2 separate regions of the Mus musculus genome follow, and region 2 is linked to region 1. A link is a contact called in ENCODE Hi-C data. All regions are on one chromosome and are shown on one strand. Each heading gives the region's core, a stretch centred on a gene start or an enhancer-like site at or near the end of the contact. The rest is flanking DNA. Distances are from core to core; before and after follow the strand shown.

The links. A loop is a pair of places that touch in the nucleus more often than their neighbours do.
Region 2: a loop to region 1 is called in a map of T-helper 17 cell, with 16 times the contacts of the local background. The contact joins the promoter of Diablo here to the promoter of Golga3 in region 1. A Hi-C loop is called at or near these places in 2 of 37 maps with a recorded cell type or tissue (T-helper 17 cell and regulatory T cell).

Annotation. Positions count from the first base shown.
Region 1 is chr5:110,172,568-110,179,165 of GRCm38, reverse strand. Golga3 (golgi autoantigen, golgin subfamily a, 3) reads right to left here and starts at 2,309. Exons shown (of 24, transcript NM_001347389.2): 1 at 2,244-2,309. It overlaps Gm15787 (predicted gene 15787), which reads left to right and starts at 2,662. Exons shown (of 3, transcript NR_040431.1): 1 at 2,662-2,849.
Region 2 is chr5:123,520,339-123,526,936 of GRCm38, reverse strand. It overlaps Diablo (diablo, IAP-binding mitochondrial protein), which reads left to right and starts at 2,773. Exons shown (of 6, transcript NM_023232.3): 1 at 2,773-2,866; 2 at 3,556-3,682. The coding sequence starts at 2,817. Mir7647 (microRNA 7647) reads left to right here and starts at 4,242; the gene lies at 4,242-4,300.

The DNA.
Region 1 (6,598 bases), core at 1,060-3,559:
TGGGATTTAAGGCTCAATATATGGCCCAGGATAGTCTCCAACTCATGGTGACTCTCCTGCTTCCACCTCTGAATGCTAGCCTTATAGTCATGTACCACTTCACGCAGTTTATAGTTTTATTTTTAACCATTTTTCCTCCCATTTCTGGATGGCAAAGCAAAGCTATCACTGAGGAATTCCCAAGATATACCTAACTTTAGCAGTTCACCCAGATTTTGCATTAAGAGACCATCTAAGGTGCAACAGGCTTCCAGCTTTCCCAGCAGTTCACAAACAGGATCCACAAACAACAGCTACCCCATTACTGAGGTTATCATCAACTAGACAGGACGCACAGGCAAAGATAAAACAGGGCTGGCTTCCTGAAGATGTCTGGTTGGTGCTGCACTATTGAACAACAGCAAACAGCATTCTATGTAAGTGAAAACCAAAGGCCAGCCTCAGGTACAGCAAGGACATAATTCACATGCTTTGAGTTAAACACGTTTGCCTCAAATCCTGTTTTTCCATTTGGCTGTAAGACCTTGTTAGGTAGATTTCTGAGCCACTCTTAGCTTATTTCCTCATCAATAAAAACACAGAGAAAATAAAGCCGGGCATGGTGGATCACGCCTTTAATCCCAGCACTCGGGAGGCAGAGGCAGGTGGATTTCTGAGTTCGAGGCCAGCCTGGTCTACAGAGTGAGTTCCAGGACAGCCAGGGCTATACAGAGAAACCCTGTCTCGAAAAACAAAACAAAACAAAACACAGAGAAAATAAATACAAAAATTTTGCTAGGATTGACTACAATAAGATATAGGGTCTCTGCTAAACAAGTGTAATTAATTCTCCTTTCAACAGCTGTTGAAAGAGCCAAATTGCAGTTATATTCTCACTTGAGAGAGAAAAAAAAAAAACACTACTTAAAGCAATTGGCCAAAACCCAGCTATTTTTAAATCTGAGCAACTTTCATTTCTTCTGTTTCCTTTCTTTTATAAGAAATAGGGAAGAAACAAGATTTTCCAGATTTGTGTCTGTGTTCATACGCACAGTTGTGTGGAGGGCAGAGGACAACTGAAGAGTGGATGCTTTCCTTCCACCACAGGGCTCCCAGGGAACTCAGGTCATCAGACTCTATAACATTCAACCACTCAGAAGTCTTTCCGATCTGCTTTTGGATTTTTTAGACAGAATATTGCTATGTAGCATGGGCCTCAAGCTGGCTGAGGTCTTCCTGTCTTGACTTCCCAAGAGCTGGTATAACAGACATGTGCCACCCTATCCAGGCTTTTCCTTTTCTTTCCATTCAAGGTACACTGTATCTGAGTCATTAACGGACTATAAAAGTCAGGCGGCATTTGTAAATGGTTTACAGTGTCCTACTGACAATAAAATACAAACTTCTTAGCCTCGACCGGAGACCACTTTAATTGGGTTCCTACTTATGTCTGTACCCCTCACATGCTGTGTCTTTTTTCATTATCTGGCTATATCATGCATCCAGAAGTACAACTGACTCTCCATAGGGTCTCTACACTTCTTGTTCACTTTTCTTGAGACATTCCTCTCAATAATTTTGCACAAACGATTCTTGTCATGGAGGCCTGTCTTGACTCAAAGGTAAACTCTTCCGAAGGTTGCACAAACCTAATCCTCTCAACTGTTTTGAGTTGTCAGTATACCTCCACCAGAAAGTGATGAAAACAGAGACCAAAACACTACTGTATCCTGGGACCTTTTACAAACAGGGCCTCTTTTTCTATAAACATTCAGTAAGCGCCCGTGGGAAGGTGGTAAGCTGTTCGCCTAGCTCTCTCTGGTCACTGACTCCACTGACCATGTTCAGCAAACACCTCTGAGCACCAGAATCAAAACAACCTAAGTCCCCCACGCACTGTACGACTTGCCACCATGTCACGTTCGTCATCAACTGCAAAAGGAGCAGACTTCAAACACGCTGACCCAACCAAGCAGCAGTAGCAACGCTCTCAGGGCAGACCGCATTCCGTGGGTGCAGAAGCAGTCTCTGCATTTACTGACAACCCAGCTGCGAGGCAGGTTTCCAACCCCACGGAGTAAAAGCAAAAACTGACTTGAGCTGACCGCGGCTGACCCAAAGTCTGCGCGACCCTCACCGGACTCTGCATCCGCCTTGCCCCTGTACGCCTCTCTGGGCGCGGCCAGGGTTGCCCCAACAGTTCCTCCACGGTCCTCTGCCACAAGGTCCCGACCCTCCTCAGTAATAGCCCCCAAAACCCTCACCGGTTCCGGCCCAACCCTGCGGCTCCGGTAGGACGTGGCTGTGCAAGGGGCGGGGCGCAACAGGGTACCAGTCTCGGGCAACCCCCCGGAAACAAACGGTCCGCGAGGTCTTCGTTCCGGAAGAGAGGCTGCCCTCAGCGGCCAGTAGCCACTTTCAAATTGGGGTTGGTATGGATCTCCGGACAGATTGAGATATCCTTCAGAAAGTGGACTTAAAATTTTGTGTGCCTTCCCTTCAGAGGAACAACTTCCAGCCTAAGAGACGAAATCAGGACAACCCTCCCCCCCCCCCCAAAAAAAGAAAAACGCTTCCGGTGGTAGTGACGTTGGACTCGCCACGCTCCCGCCCCTCGCGGCCTTCTGACTGGTGGGTATGACGATCCACGTGGCCACGCCCCCGGGGCGTGGCTTCCCCGCCAGACACCGCCTCCACCACAGTTCTGACAACTTGTTCCTAAGTGTTTGTCAGTCTTGTTTGTATTATTGCCAGTGTTATACATGGCCGGACACTGCGCCACGCGACTGCATTGCCAGCCACGAGGAAGTCTGACAAGTATCACAAGCTCGAGGACTGACTGGACTATAAAGTGGGACTTGTCTTAAAAGGTAAAAAGACGTCTGCGGTGTAGTTCAGAACTCTTGGGTTCAGTCTCTAGTATGTGAAGATAGGAAAGGAGAGGAAGTTCTCACAACACAATATTAAACTATTGCCACTGCTACATGGGGAAAATGCTAAGTATACATTTTGTTTTCAGTGCTCGAGATTGTATCCTGGGCCTTGAACATGTCTAGTAACCTCCCCACCTCCAAGCTACATTTCCAACCCCAAATAAAAATGACCAAAGCTTTACAAAGATATAATTTACATGCTGTAAAGTTTGCTCCTGTTTACGATTTTATCATTATTTCTGTTTCTGAGTGTCCTTGCCTGTACATTTCATACCAATAGGGTTCATATACTGTATAGCTTTGAGTTCTTTTTCAAATTGTATCCATGTTGTACATCTTTTAGTGCTTCGTTCTTATTGCTAATATCCTATTGTTTGGATATTTCCCTTTTGTTTCTGCTCATCAGTCAATGAACAAATTTGAAGGGTCTTGAGGTAGACAAAAGGACTGACAGGGTCCCAGCTTTATATGTCCAGGGGTTGATGGGGGAACCTGCTGTATCTACTGAGGACTGTTGTGTGCCAAGGACTTTGCCAGATGCTGTCTGCTTTCAGGAAACTTACTTCTTGGAGGGAAATAGTAAAAAACAGACATACAAGAGAGTAGATGATGTCAGAGCTGAATAAAGAGACAGGTGGGTAGACATTCTGCAATCTTATGGATTATTGAGAAAGGACCTCTCTGAACCTGGTGAGTGGCTCAGCAAGCAAGGTCACTTGCAGCATAAGACTGGCAATTTGAAGCTTATATAGTGGTGGAAGAAGTGAACCAACTCTACAAGTTGGCCTCTAATCTCAACGTGTGCACTTTAATACACTCACCATATATATTTACACATATCACATACATACACAATAATAATTTTTTAAAAAAAATGTAGAGACATCTCATCAATCTGAGTCAATTTCTAAAGAAAACATAGCTGTGGAAAGATGCTTCAAACCTGCCCGAGAGGTTTGAGCATGATGAAGATCTAGGAGAGTGTTAAATACGAGTAGCACGAGGAGGGGAGATCGGTGTGAGCCTAGAGAATGGCCACATAGGGTCTGTGACAATGGAAAGGCAGATCTTTCAAAGATGTCAAAGGCTACAGTGATCAGAGTTAAGTACTGGCTCAGGCACAAACTCTGGCTGTGGGAACAGAGCTCATTCTTGTCACGTAGAATGCAGTTGCTCTTCGAGAGAAGAAGGATGATGCCTGGGTTTTGACCCGAGTCACAAGGTCATAAAATTTTCTGAGATGCTGAAGACCATGAAGGCGGGCTTTCATGGTATGTGTGGGTGGTGTGACAGCATCTACTTTGGAGTTTCAAGAAACTTTGAGATGTCAGAAAGACAAGTCATACACTATCCAGTCACAGGCATAAGGATATTGCATACTTCAGGGAGCTTCTGGAGTCTGTTACTCTCAGAGAGGACAATCTTTTGTGCAGTGTACGGAAGCTTCACCTGTCAATAAAAGATTGATAGCCTATGAGCTTAGGCAGGAAATAGGGAGGTGGAAGTTCCTGTAAAGAGAGAGGATCTGGAAGAGAGTCTAAGGCTTGGGAGAAATTTTCCTGGAACTCTTGATGATTGTCTCATGAACCCTGAGGAGAGATAAACAAGCCATGTCACAGGACTTGGAATAGAACAAATGGGTTAAGTTATGAGTTAGTTGGGGAACAGGTCCAAGCTTTTGGTCTAGGCATTTATTCATATATAACTCAGTCTCAGTTGTGATTTTGGGGAACTTGAGCGCCGGGTGAAAAGGCCCGTGGTAACAGTAGACTAGGAAGTGTTTTAAGTCCCAGTGTTTATTCCCTTTGACTTTAATATAAGCTACGGGGCTATATGTTCTGTGACATTTACACTAATGTCTGTTTAATGGTCCAAAGTGCTCAGGAGCAGGAGGTAGTCCTGCTATAGATCACCTGAGCTTACTTCATGTGGCTAAGTATATCTGTTGAGTCTGTAAGACTGGCCTCTCCTACTTTATGGGCCTAGCTTGAGGAATTCTCATTTCTTGAGGAGAAACCCAGCCCATTTATACAGCCCTGACAGTGTATAAACATTAACTGGTGTGCATACAAAATTTGAGGGGAGCCAGAGAAAAGACGAAGCCAGAGAACCCTCAGGGGTTCCTCCATCAACCCCCACTTGGAGTTGGGTCCACACTGGACTTCTGTGGTTTTTTGTTTTGTTTTGTTTGTTTTTTGATTTTTCGAGACAAGGTTTCTCTGTGTAGCCCTGGCTGTCCTGGAACTCACTTTGTAGACCAGGCTGGCCTCGAACTCAGAAATTCGCCTGCCTCTGCCTCCGGAGGGCTGGGACTAAAGGCATGCGCCACCACGCCCGGCTGGTGTTCTTTTTACTAAGTTTCAGTTTCCTACTTCTGAGCTTCTGGTGGCAACTTTATGGGTCTGTTACCTGGGCCCCACTAGAGCCATGTGAGGCCATCCTGGTTACCACTCTCTCTTAGGCTGCCAGACCAACGCAGGGTAAGCTGTCAGCAGGGTCCCCTCAACTAGCAGAAACCCACTTTGAACTCCCAGCTACACCTCTGAGTTAGCTGTCTTTGAGACAAACACCAGTTCCAGGGTAGGGAAGCCTGCTACAATACTGGTCTGACCATTCCCTATCACCCCTCACCTACAGTATCAAGTAACTAAGATGAGTAAGACTGAAGATTGAATCAGCGTTTTGTAATTGGAAGTAGGGGCTCCTTTGTTTTAAGCCAGTTTTCTCAGTTGTCATTGGGTGTCTGGCCTAATGAAGTTGTACTGGGGGCAGCCTGGTTCCTTGAGCACCCCCATGACCCTTTTCTGGCTTGTGCTTGGAATCGTACAGGGGCAGGAAGGGGTCCTTCTGATAGCAAAAGGAATGACACAACAACTGGCAAGGCAGAGATGCAGGCCAAGCTGACCACAAGGATCAAGAGCTACAGAGAAAACAGGCTGTGTCAATTCTGTGAGGAACCCTGCACACCCTACAGGTGATAACAGGCAGCAAGGCAACTCCAGATTATTGGCTTTTTTGGGCAGAGTGGTTCAACTTCATTATCGGCTTGACTGGATTTGAGGTCACCTAGGAGACACAGGTCTGGGTGTGTCTGAGGTTGTTTAACTGAGGAGAACAACCCAAAGTGTAGGCTGCACCACCCCTGGGCTGGATCCTCAACAGGAACAGAATACAGAGAAGGGGGAGCCACAGCGTTCATTTCTCTCTGCTTTCTGACTGCAGAGTCAATGTGACGGGTCACTTGCAGCTTCACATGCCTTTCCCACAACCATGGACTAAACTTTCCAACTAGAAACCAAAATAAGCCCTTTCTTATCTCACATACCAACAAGTCACTAATGGGGAATCTAGAGAAAGGAAGCTATAAAGAACTGCCTGGGTCCCACAAACCTGCTCAAATTCTACCCAGGAATGTTCGCCAGGGCTCAAAGCTCCCTTATGCTAGAGCCGGACATGTTCTTTCTGCCATGTGTTCATCAGAAATTCTGTGGAATCCCTTCAGCCCCTCTGAGGTGACTCTTGGACATTATGCTTTTTTCTTTCTTTCTTTCTTTCTTTCTTTCTTTCTTTCTTTCTTTCTTTCTTTCTTTCTTTCTTTCTTTCTTTCTTTCTTTTTTTTTGAGACAGGGTTTCTCTGTGTAGCTCTGGCTGTCCTGGAACTCACTCTGTAGACCAGGCTGGCCTCA
Region 2 (6,598 bases), core at 1,524-4,023, about 13 Mb before region 1:
TGTTGTCTCTAGGTTGTAAGTGGTACTTTCAGATCTGATGCATAGAGGACACCTTGCCAGACTGTGGAAGCAAAGGGCAGTATGGAAAAATTCTCATCATTTATAGATGGATTACAGTGAATTTTATGCCATGTTGTAGTTCTTTATTATTTATGTAGTGTGTGTGTATGTATAGTATGTTTATATATACATGCATGCATATATATACATATATATATACATACATACATACATACATACATACATACATACACACATTTACACTTGTAGAAACTAGAGGACAGCTTTCAAAGAGTTGGTTCTCTCCTTCCACCATTTGAGTCCTGAGGACTGAATCCAGGTCATCAAGCTTGAAAGCAGGCTCCTTTACCTACTGAGCCACCTTGTCGGCTCCCATGTCCTGTTTCTTAGCTTCAGTTAATCTATTGCTATAAAATACCCCAGCTTGCAGGTTTGCAGATTGCTATTAAATATAAGACACAGAACTGCCTTGAGGGATCGATCCATTTGAAGTGTGAGCGAGGAGGGAAGAGAGGCCTGTTTTGAACAACTTGGCCCTTTCATCTGTCACTCTGGTTATTGGGTGGTAGTATACATCCCGGCAGGCATCCTGTCCTTCTGGTGATGAGGCAGGACATGGAGCCCTTTAGTTGCCCAGGCCTCTGGGGGAGCAATTACTACTCCCTGGCTTCTTGAGCTGTGTGTAGATGTCCTGCCCCCGTTTTTGCCCAGACTTCGCCCAGGCAATAATTTGATAATAAGAGATCCTGATTACATTAAGCAGCCATTTGCTTCTGGATGATGATGTTATAAAAGGGTTGCCATCCACACTGCCTGCTTCTCAGAGGTCAATAATAGTCTTTATAATCGAGTACAAGCAGAAGGATGCGCTGTCTATTCCTGGTCACTTTTCCTTTGTTCCATCAGAACGGGAACATGTTCTGTGCTTTCCCAGCTGGCTCCTTCTGGGCCTCACCTTTGTCGTTGAATTTAGAAGTGGCTATACTGGGAAAGTGCCTGGGCACTGAGTTTGCAAACTGCTAAACTTTGTAAATTAGGATCACGTGCTCTGGGGCTATCATCTATGGTTCTCACACACACACATATTCATGTTCACACTTGTCGTTCTTAAAACAGCAGCTTTTCCATTACTAAGATAGTCTTGGTGAATGTGTAGTGGTTCTGCCAGATCCCAGACTTAACTGGGCTGCTCTCAGTATTAGCAGTATTGGAAGTACAGCCTGTCTGTAGTATTTAGACAAGCAAGACAAGAAGGGGCTTGAAATACCCCCTAGTGTACCACTTGTTCAGCCCATTTGAGTCAGAAGTCCTGGAAACTGCTGATGCCTCATCCTGTAGGCTGTGGAGGTAATGCAGGCAGAGGGCGGGCAGGGCTGTTAATGCCCCGCCTGGTCTGGCATTGCCTGTGCGCAGCTCCCTGGGAGCTCAGAAACCACACAGAGATTGTAATTGGTCGCTAGACCACACCTAGTTGTTGAGTGCTCCAGCTGCCTGAAGACCTCTCAGCTCTGCCCAGATCTCTGGAGTGCGTACAAGTCTACTTTCACCATACCTGAGAGCGGCTGTGGAAGCTGTGGAGGTGGAAGAGTCGTGGAAACTTTGCCAAGTAAGTAAATTGGGAAGAGTGGGAAACTAGAGGCTGCCATTGATGGTAACTGCTAGGCAAGGCAGCAATGAATTTGAGCTAGCTTGTGACTCTTAGCATCTGAGGTGAAATTAGCTAAGGGCAGATGCATAAAGCATATCAAGAAAGATATGAGTGAAATCGAGTTAGTACCCATCACTTGACACCCTTCAATTTTAATCCTGACTGGCTATTAGGCAAGCATACTGGGGGCACACACAAGAAAAAATCCTTAAAATCTATCATCGACAAGGCCAGGGGAATGACGGAGGGAATGAGCAATGTCCTGCTGCTTCCCCTCCACTATGAGACAGGGCCATAGACAGGGCTGCGGCTTGAGTGAAGGGAAAATAAAACTGTCTTCCACTAGCCCATTAGCGGCACCAGCTCCATTAAAAATGCAAGAGATGGTGGGAAGAGAGGGCGGTTGGAGCCTAATACAGAGTCAGGACTGGAAAAGACCAGGCTCCTTCCCTTGTCTGAGTTCAAGTGCCAGTGAGAGTGGGGGGCAACTACTGCTTTAGACTTTCAGTGTAGGGGAGAATAGCACTTTGGGCTTCCTTGGCCTTGGAAGAGTACTGTTCATTGCGTGCAGCCTGTGCGTGCTCAGGCTCCCGGTCTCTGCAGGGCGATGCAGACCTCGTCCACCATCCACGTGCTGCAGTTGCTGCGGGAGCTGCTCGCCTTCGTGCTCCTCAGCTACACTGTGCTCATCGGGGCGCTCCTGCTGGCCGGCTGGACCACCTACTTCTTGGTGCTGAAGTGACAGCGCCCCGGCCCCGCCCTGCTCCGCCCCGCCCCACCGCGCCTCGCCGTGGCTCCGAGCTTCCCCTCCCTGGCCACACAGTCTCCCTTTCCAGGAGCGGCCCCGCCTCGCCTCGCCCCCCAGCCCGCTGCCCGCGTCACGGCGCGCGACCCGGCTTCAGCACCCGTGCACTGGAGCCTGCGGGGACCGGCGACGAAGTCGGAGCGGTTGGAAGCCAGGTGCGACCGTTAGAGCGGTTTCCTGGTGTCCCGGCCCCGCCCACTCCGTTTGTCCAATCGCAACCGCGTCCTCCTCTGGGGGCGTGACCATGAAGCTCCGGGCTCCTTGGGCCCCGCCTCGCTTGCGCTTCTGCTTGCTATGCTGCGTCACTTCCGGCGCGTGCGTCCGGCGTCGGTCCGCCGCGGGATGGCGGCTCTGAGAAGTTGGGTGACTCGGAGCGTCTGCTCTCTGTTCAGGTACGGCCGCGGTAGCAGAGGGCGGGCGGCGGCGGAGAGGAACCGGGAGCGCCGTGCCGGCCAGTGCGTCGGCCCCGGGCCGTGGTGCTGCCGCGTCCCGCCTTCTTCTGAAGTTAGAGGCGGGCCCCCGCCTTCGTCCCTCGTCCTCCATCAGGGACGGGCGCCTGAAAGTGGTTCTCCTCCCACGCATCCCGGGGGCTGGCTTTGGGGGGTCCCCAGGGACACTGAGGGACAGCCGGGCCACGGCGTTGGCTGGCAGCGCATTGTTAGAGAGAGCACGGGTCCCCGTAAACTCGGCCACCGGCGACAGCGGCTCGCTCCCGGGATTTGCTGGAGGCGACCATTGGCGACACCTGGAACCCAGGTCCCGGGGTCTAAAGCTGAATCCTGCGCACTCCGGAGAGTTTTACGTTGGCGTCAAGTTGCTAATCGGCTGCGGCGACTTTGAAACTTCTCCGCCTGGCGGGACGCTTCCACGCGCATTGACCTGTCGCTCGTGGAACTCAGATCGCATGCCCCTGACTCCCGAGTGCCGAGACTTAACTGGCCGTCCTGTGGTTTATTTTCTTAGAAGATTGCGGGCACTTCCTCATTTAGTCTCATTTACTGCTTGGTCCAAAACTCCTGCAGACCACAGAGCCTTTTACAGATTGATTTTGGGCTTTTTAAATTTTGACTTATGTTTCCAGGTACAGACAGCGTTTTCCTGTCTTGGCTAACTCTAAGAAACGCTGTTTCTCAGAATTGATAAAACCATGGCACAAAACTGTGTTGACTGGATTTGGCATGACACTGTGTGCGGTTCCTATTGCTCAGGTAAGGGACTGTCATGTGACTATTATATATAGGGTAAAGGGGCCAGGGAAAGAACGCCCGGACCCTGACTTGCCCCAGAGACTATTTCCAAGTCTTAGTGAACTCCTGAGCATTGGACAAGCTGCCACACTTTCATAGGTACCCCCTTCCATGATGCCATGTACTGTACTAAACCCGCATCTTCCGAGTGGAGCACGTTTCCCATTTTCTCATGTTATAGAAACAGTGTTCTTAACAGATTCTGCCCCCACTCCACCACCCCTGAAACTGAGCATCAGTTGAACTGGGAAGTAGACCGTTATTCTTGTACCAAAATCGAAGGGGCTAAATTTTGCACATGTGCTGCTTAACCTTTGAGGGTCCTGAGGTTAAAAATGCATTGTAAAAGAACTGAAGTGGGGAGGGTAGGCAGAAACGGGAGGAATAGCCATGTGTTTCCCAGCAGCCATCAGGCAGCTCTCACCTTGTTGTAACTCCAGTTCCAGAGAATCTGACACTCTCACACAGACACACTTGGAGGCATGCATATAAAACACCATTCATATAAATTAAAAGTATGAACTACCACCTCCTGGCCTTTTTTTTAAAAAGCACCAAAAGTCCAGGAGGTGGTAGTACACACTTTTAATTCCAGCACTTGGGAGGCAGAGGCAGACAGTTCTTTATGAGTTCAAGGCCAGCCTGGTCTACAGAGTGAGTTCTAGGACAGCCAGGGCCATTACACAGAGAAGACCTGTGTCAGAAAAGAAACAAAGTCAGCTGGTGATGTAATGTGAAGAAAAATATGGTGCAGTGGTGTGAGACAGCTTGGAGAAAGCTGACTGAGTGGCCTGGGTGAGGGAGAGGCCTTCAGCAGAAGGGGTTCCTGGCAAGCCTAGAAGGTGTATTTTGTGTGGTATGCAGCAAAGCAAAGTGGGCGGGCTGGAGTGAGGTTGGAGAGATAACCAGGGCTCAAATACTGTGACTGATCCTTGTGGCTCATTGTGGGGCTTTGGATTTTCTCTGAAGGCCTTGAAGGATTTGTTCTTGGAATATTATGATCTGGCTAATGTTCCAGTTTGATGAGGTGATAGCTGGCAGGCAGCACATGAGTGAGGGAGAGCTGTTTCCCACTTGAATTACCATTTGCTGGGACAGAGGAGTGGGTCTCCATCGGAAGAAAGTTACATTTTAGAAATGTCAGTGAGCAGCTGATAGGAAAGTGATGGGTTTTGTTTTGTTTTGTTTTGTCACTGGCTGTGTGGTTTATGGAGAAGAGCTAAATTTTGGGTTGTGGCTGAGAGCATCAGAGGGCAGCTGCAAGAAGGGTTGTCCTGCTCAGCAGCCCAAGTGTCTTCTTAACAGCTGGGTCATCTTGCCAGCCCCCAAGGTTCTTTCTGCCCCCACCTTTGAAAAACCATGGGTTTATCCTCTTCATTTTCAGCTTTTTAAGTCCTGGTTACTAGTCAGTTGTGGGCCACAGGCCTAGAGCCGCTGCAGTCACTGTCCTGTGGTGTGGACCTGCCATCAGAACTCCATGACTCTATTATGTGCTACAGAGCTGTGTCTAGTTCTGCCTGCACTGTAGTAGCCTAGCCAGTTGTGTTGCTCTCATGCCAGCCAGGCCTGCCTGCCTTCCTTCCTCCCTCCCTCCCTCCCTCCCTCCCTCCCTCCCTCCCTCCCTCTCTCCCTCCCTCTCTCCCTTCCTTCCTTCCTTCCTTCCAAGGACCTTAGCTGTTCTAGTCCTAGCTTCTTCAGTACCAAGTCACATCTCATTAAAGTCTGAGTTCCGGGTCAACTGTCCTCTTTCTGGCTGCTAGAGAGATGTATGTTTTGATGTTTGCTGACATCTGTGTAGCACTATGTTGGGTCAGTAGAACATGAGAAAGCACAGGCTTGGGAGAAGATTTGCTTTGAGGTTTAACGATGTGTGATTTATAGGGAAAGTCACATGACTACCCTGTGCATAGATTTCATTGTCTGTAAAAGTAGTGATACCCACAGTGGAAATGGGTGGAAATACTTTGTAAAGTTAACGTTATTATCCTCAGGTTTTCCAGATGCTGCGTCAAAAGTTAGCTTCCCACTTAGCCTTAAAGAGACTTCACGTGCCAGGGTTTGGTATACCCAGGAGGGCCTCCACCCATGCAGAGAAGGGGGGTGATGGGGGGAGGATTGTGGGAGGGGGGCAGGGAGGGGAGCAATGATTGGGATATAAAGTGAATAAGTAAAAAAAATAAAATTAAAAAAAAAGTTTCCTGTGAGTAGAGCTGTCATTCTGGGTCACTCTTCAGGTAAGGTCTTGATTATTCGTGGGTCAGAAACCCGCTGATAGTCATGCTGCTTTTAACAGTTGCTCTGGGCTCTTATGCTCCACACAGCAAACCCAGACAGCAAGCAAAACAGCGAGGCGGTGTGACAGACACAGTGAGGCCTCCGTCTGTCGGGAAGCTAGGGCGAGGGATCGCTGCCCTTGTCAGGTTTCAGGGGGATCAAATTCCCATAATTCTATATAAGGTTTCATTGATATTTGTTCTTCCAAAGATCTTTCTTTTTTTTAAAGATTTATTTTATGTATATGAGTGTTCTATCTGCATATAGAGCCCGAATGTCAGAACAGTAGAGGGCATCAGATCATGTTTTAGATGGTTGTGAGCCTCCTTGTTGGGAACTCAACTCAGGACCTCTGGAAGAACAGACAGTGGTCTTATCTGCTGAGCCATCTCTCCAGCCCCAATATATTTGAGTTTTTGAGACAGGGTTTCTCAGTGTAGCCCTGGCTATCTAGGAATCACTCTGTAGACCTGCCTGTGCCTCCAGAGTGCTGGGATTAGTAAACATCTTTATATTTTCAGCATCTAACACCAAGATAGCAAGTGAATTGTAACTTCATAGATTAGTTATGTTGTATAAGGAAATTTGTTCTCTGGGACAGAC